2 separate regions of the Homo sapiens genome follow, and region 2 is linked to region 1. A link is a contact called in ENCODE Hi-C data. All regions are on one chromosome and are shown on one strand. The core of a region is the stretch at or near the end of the contact, and the rest is flanking DNA. Distances in the headings are between cores, read along the strand shown. Region 1 overlaps PCCA (propionyl-CoA carboxylase subunit alpha). Region 2 overlaps PCCA (propionyl-CoA carboxylase subunit alpha).

The links. Hi-C counts contacts between places; a loop is a spot of excess contacts on that map. Pooled maps may share reads with other maps.
Region 2: a loop to region 1 is called in a map of CD14-positive monocyte, with 2.6 times the contacts of the local background. The contact joins two enhancer-like sites. A Hi-C loop is called at or near these places in 1 of 168 maps with a recorded cell type or tissue (CD14-positive monocyte), 5 of 37 single-sample maps with no recorded cell type and 10 of 50 pooled maps.

The regions. Positions count from the first base shown.
Region 1 is chr13:100,422,174-100,425,035 of GRCh38, forward strand. The region is part of intron 19 of PCCA (propionyl-CoA carboxylase subunit alpha); the gene reads left to right. Among named protein-coding and RNA genes, the nearest start is that of PCCA-AS1, 57 kb to the right of the region's middle. Within about 2 kb of position 1,383, at least 2 of the 41 ENCODE cell types and tissues checked have a DNase peak (open chromatin) inside an H3K27ac peak, as active enhancers do.
Region 2 is chr13:100,515,801-100,518,662 of GRCh38, forward strand. All of the region lies in intron 22 of PCCA (propionyl-CoA carboxylase subunit alpha), which reads left to right. Among named protein-coding and RNA genes, the nearest start is that of PCCA-AS1, 36 kb to the left of the region's middle. RefSeq lists enhancers at 1,262-1,986, 1,435-1,729 and a silencer at 1,435-1,729. Within about 2 kb of position 1,432, at least 7 of the 41 ENCODE cell types and tissues checked have a DNase peak (open chromatin) inside an H3K27ac peak, as active enhancers do.

The DNA.
Region 1 (2,862 bases), core at 133-2,632:
CCAGCCTGGAGTGCAGTGGCAAAATCATGGTTCAGTGTAGCTTGGAAGGCCTGGGCTCAAGCAATCTCCCCTGCCTCAGACTCCTGAGTAGCTGAGACTACGGGCACTGGCCATCATGCCTGGCTAAGTAAAAAAAATTTTTTTTGTAGAGATGGGGTCTCACTTTGTTGCCCAGGCTGGTTTCAAACTCCTGGCTTCAAGCAGTCCTCCTGCCTGGGCCTCCCAAAGTGCTGGGCTTACAGGCGTGAGCCACCATGCCTGGCCATAATTCTTTCTCTAGCCTTAAAGTTCTATAAACATAATCAATCCACAAATTCCAGGTTTTACTTATTTTGACAAGTTTTATCCTGTTATGTATCTTTGAATGTACATTTGTTCTTTTTGCTTTGTGAGCCTCTTTGGACAGTTACATATTCTTTCTAACCCCCTTCCTCCTCCATATCTGTTGTCTTCTCAGTAAATTGGTTTTATATTGTTAGTCTTATCTATTTCATTTTATATGATTTCTTCAGTCCTTATCTTTCTTTTAGTCACATTTATTCTATTTTTGGTTGCTTCTTAATGTGGCTTTTATCTCAATAATGTTATTTTTCTCTCCATTTTTTTTCTGAGTTCTATCAGCTTGACTTTCATTTCCTTCTGTTGTTGTATAATCTCTTCTTTGAACCTTTGTTTTTCTTCTTTGAGCTCTTTTTTTATTTTTATTTTTTTAAGAGGGGTCACGTTTCCTATGGTTGCCTTTGAGACTTTGGAGAACTATTTATCTGAACTCTTCCTGTGTTTCTTTGAGTAGTTCTTGTGTTATATGCTACTAATTTACCTTTTTCTCTGAGTTTTTTTTTTTTTTCCAAATTGTATGCAGACATCGAGTATTGGTTGTTTTCTGAGTGTTGTTTATGTTGAAATAGGCCGGGAGGGTAGGTGAAGCAGGCTACAGCCTTTTTTTTGGACATGTTACTTAGTCATTTCTCACCAAATCTGTTATTTAGTTTGAAAGGGTAGGCTGGTTCTTCGTGTCGGAGTCTATCACGAAATGCCACCTCCACTCCACATCTGCCCCTTCAGTGACCCTTGACTGAAGGGTTGCATGTACACAGTGGATCTGGCATGGTAACAAGGATTCTTCGGTTCAGCCAGCCCACCTTTCTCTGGTATTAACCCGTGGTTCAAAGAGACATTCTCTACTTCTCCTTTGGCCTATACTTCCATCTAGATTCCCTCCTTGGATGCTAGCATCATTAGAATCACTGTACCTCTTATTCGGGATTATGTATCTGTGTATTGCTAGAAGCCTGAGAAGGCCTGTGATGGCTTTCCACACATCCCTTGCCCCGCTTATACTGGCAGATAGGTTTCAGTTTATGATTTGGAGTCATGATAGCTTCCTTGTTTCAGTTGTGTAGGGAAGTTGCAAATTTCTACTCATGACTCATTGTGTAGATGATGAAATGTAGTGTATTTTCTATCACCTATCATCTTTGTCAGAGGCCCTCTACCTTTAGTAGTGGATGGTGGGAAGAAAAATTTGTGAGTAAACAGGATCTTGGCCTCTGTTGGTTTAAACAGTCTCTTTGGGGTAATGTGTTTCAGTTTTCTTCTATCCCCAGCTTCTGCTGAGGTGAGGTCTGGGAGCAGTGAGAGAGGCCTTTGGGAATGATGCTTAGATCTGCCTCGCGGCGCTGGCATGGGGAGAACGTAGACTCACACGCAGTCTTCCTGAGGCTTTGCTACGAGGGCCTGGGTGGGTAACCACTGAGTAACATCTCTCGCTGTTGAGGCTTTGAAAGCCTTGAGGAGGCTTCTCCTGTCCTTAGACCTACTACAGTCGGCCCATGGGCTCTGCATCTGTGGATCCAACCAACTGCAGATATTTGGGGGAGCGGGGAGGAAAAGATTTGGATCTGTACTGAATAGGTACTGCCTTTTTTCCCCCCATCTTTATTCCCTAAACAATAGAGGATAACAACTATTTAGATAGCATTTACATTGTATTAGGTATTATAATTCAAAGGTATTATAGGTAATCTAGAGATGATTCAATATATGGAAGAATGTGCCTGGGTTAGATGCAAATACTACACCATTTTATATCAGGGACTTGGAGCATCCCCGGATTTTGGTATCTGCAGGGCGGGGCGGGGGTGGTGCTCCTGGAACCCGCCTCCCATGGATTCCAAGGATCACCTGTATTTGCCTGCAGTCATCATGGAGTTCCCCATACTGTGTGGTCTTCATCCTGACCCAGACCTTCACTGGTCAGAACTTCAGGATTCCTATCACGATGTACTTGGGTTATTTGCCCAGCCCCTCCCTCCAGCCATGCTGCGCTGTTGCTGCCACGCCATATTCAGAATGCCACAAAACTGAGCCCTGGGCTTCACTGCAAGCCTGCAGCCTCCCCTACACTGTGTCCCAGAAGCAGACCTCTTGCCTGGATATTTTTAGGGCACCTTATACTTGTCAGAATGTTTTCAGCAATCTTTGTCCACTGCCACCCCCGCCCTATCCCCAAGGGTCCAGCAGAAGAGGAAATAGTGAAGTCTCTGATAATCTGATTTTAATGAGTATCTTTTAAGAGAAATAAGTGATAGTGGGGGAATTGTTAGGGATCATATATCATAGTTCTGCTGCAGGTTTATCTGGAAACTTGAGCAAGATTAAGTATCACCTTGTTAGGTTGTCTACCATATAATAATAATGTCATCTGTAAGCCTCTCATATTAAAGAGTTAGGGAATAAGCATCAGTGAGTGAAAGGAAGAAAACCAATAGTTCTTTCATTTTAAATTAGCTATGATTTTTAAATTTCCATTACTTTTATATTTATTTGGAAATTATTTTTTTTCTTTTACGAGTATCCCTG
Region 2 (2,862 bases), core at 182-2,681, 94 kb after region 1:
GGCCAGATGCATTCCATCATTTTGCAAATGCAGTGTTTTGGGAAGTACTTTCCTTAAAAGTGCTGCTTACTCTCTAGTATGCTGTGCTCAAAGCATCCATTGAAGTCATGCCAGGGAATAATACTCCGATGAGGAACTTTTTGCATGATTCCTGGAACAAATGTCTAATTGGGAAGAAGAGTTGAGGAAAGGTTAATTCTGCAATCTGTACAGTACCAGAGCACTTCCATTACTTGGTAAATAAAATGTAGCATCACAGTTTGAAGTTTTTCATCTTGATCTTGTGACATTAAAGCACAAATCAAAGCTATATTATTTCCTCGAGATAACTTACATGGATGAATTGATAGGATGCACACATTTTCTTAGAACATGGATAGAAATCTCTACTGATGAGCAGCAAAAGTGAAAAGAAAACAATTTAGGAGGCAACCAGATTTCCAGGTACACTTAAATACTTGCATTTTTATTCATGTGCAGGAAAATAGCATCCGGACATGACTGTCTCTCATGGATGAGGTGGTGATTCCGTTTTGTATCTCAGGTCACTGGGACTTACATTTTAGTGCCTCCTGATTTCTCAATAGTACAGATAAAATATCTGCTTAACATTGAGGAAAAAATCAGGTAGTTGGCATTGGCTTCTAGAAAAGTATTTGCAATAAATGTGAATATTAAGAAAACATGATCAGTTTTAGTTGTTTGAATGACCAGCCCTGAAACTAATATGCGAAGTTAGAAAACCGACTTAACAGCTGCTTTACCTGGTGATACAGAAATAGAACTGTCCACTTTTTCAGAAAGGCATAAAAGAGGCTACGTGGCTGTGAATTGTTGTTTGCTGTGAAAGCATTGATACTCCTGGAAGAAAGCCCTCTTTAAGACTGTCTAATGCCCACGTGTTAAGGATTTGGGAGAGGCCATAAGAAAAATTACGTGTGTGTGTGTGTGTGTGTGTGTAATGTGTGTAAAATTCAGGGGAGGACATCTTCCTTCTCCAGAGTTAGGGTCGTAAGAGGATAGTCTCGTGGCCTTGACATTAAGAATCGTTCACTTGCACGTGACATTATCAGAGCTGTCAGTGGAATCTTCTAGTGACTAGATATGTAGGTTCGTAAACAATATAAGGGTTTTGTTTTGTTTTTTTCATTTTTCTTAAGTTTTTTTTCTGGAAGGCATCTATCTAGTCTGTATACTGCCAGCCTGAGCTTTCCACTCCTAATTGTGTGGCTTTAATTATAAAATCGTGTGTGTGTGTGTGTGTGTGTGTGTGTGTGTGTGTGTGTGTGTTTCAAGTAAGTGTTTTCCTTAAATCCTTTTCTAACACCTGAATCCAAACCGGAGTGGAGGGAGGGCGGGCAGGGATGAGGGAGACCACTCCTGCCTCAAGCCTGGAGGGCAAGAGGGTGAGACTGCAGCCCTGGCCCCTCACACGGCCCTCAAGGAGGTTGCTCAGAGGCAGTAAACGGGGCGCTCCCAAGGCCAGATCAGCGCAGCCTTCTGGTTTCTTTAACAGCTGCTGGCTCCTGATCTGACTTTCCCACATACCGAAAGGGTTTGGCCTTTGTACGTTCCATTTCCTGGTTAATAATTGAATGTAGAAAAGCAAGGCATTTCGTAAATGGGAACAATGTGATATCAGTCCTTGGTTCATTGATGTAGCTCAGATATTAAAAACACCCACCAATAATTAAATGTGTGTACTCATTAAGAATGGTTTGAGAACTGTTAAAAATATGTTACGGCAGAGCAACGGGGCCTATATTTTATGCATTCCTTTAAATTCAGAGTACCTGGGGGGCACGCGTAGTGAACAGGCTCAGGACCTCGGGATCTGTCAGCTCCCTCCTAAGTTCTGTTTGCGGGGGCTGCTCAGGTGGGGCGTATACTTGCTTTTATTTGTCTTTTTTGGTACTTGCAGAACTTCCTTTCATATTCTGTGCCATTGTGTTTTGATGAAACAGCCTTTTCTCTTGAATTACTGCTTGTGAAAAATGTCCCAAACCACTAATACCGAAACCCAATGCAGCCTGAGAAGTTTCATCGTCGGCTCTTAGCGCAACTTCTATAGTTAAATTCTGCTTAGTGTAATTAAAACACAAGAAGCTTCCTTGGACCAGAGGCACGTCACTTACTTGAGGCCATTGTGAGGAAACACTACCTGTCACGTTGAAATTTTGCGGTTTTAAGTGATTTTAACACCGCGGGGCGTGTTGTGTTTTCCTCCGCACTAACAATAGCCGGGCGAGGTTCCCCTTTTATGGGTGGGAAGATAATGGAGTCAGTCTCCTTGGTGTATTTTCAAGGAAAATAAGGACCCTAAAACAACTAAGGGCCTTACAAGTATTCTGTTTTTCTTTGAAATGTTACTTTTTATCGTTTAAATTCCAGTAATCTATCATGTTTCTGTTTAGCTTAGCTGAAGTAAAACTTGACCAATCGTAGAATGGTGGGCCTGGCAATAAGTTCTAAAAAAAGTGTCACATAAATCGTAATGAACAAATCTGTTTTGTGAAGTAAACAATTTGAACACAGTTTAAAAACCTCAGGAAGAAGAGATGTGGGGTGGCCGTTGAGAAGTAGTGAATCCGCTCGGGGCGCTTGGTGTGGCAGGGCCTTGTGCACTGATTCATTTGAAACACTCAGCCTGCCCTAAACACAGAAGCTGTGTTTTATTTGAAGGGCTTCTGTAGGGTTCACACAGCAAAAGTTCCTAATAACTTTTTCAGTGTCTGTTATATACTATTTAACATTAAATGTGGCAGGTCACATTTTAAATGATTGTGTAATAGTTTTTCCGAACACGTGGAGAGAGGATGTTAATACACAGTAAAATGCAGGTAAGCAAACAAATCAATAAGA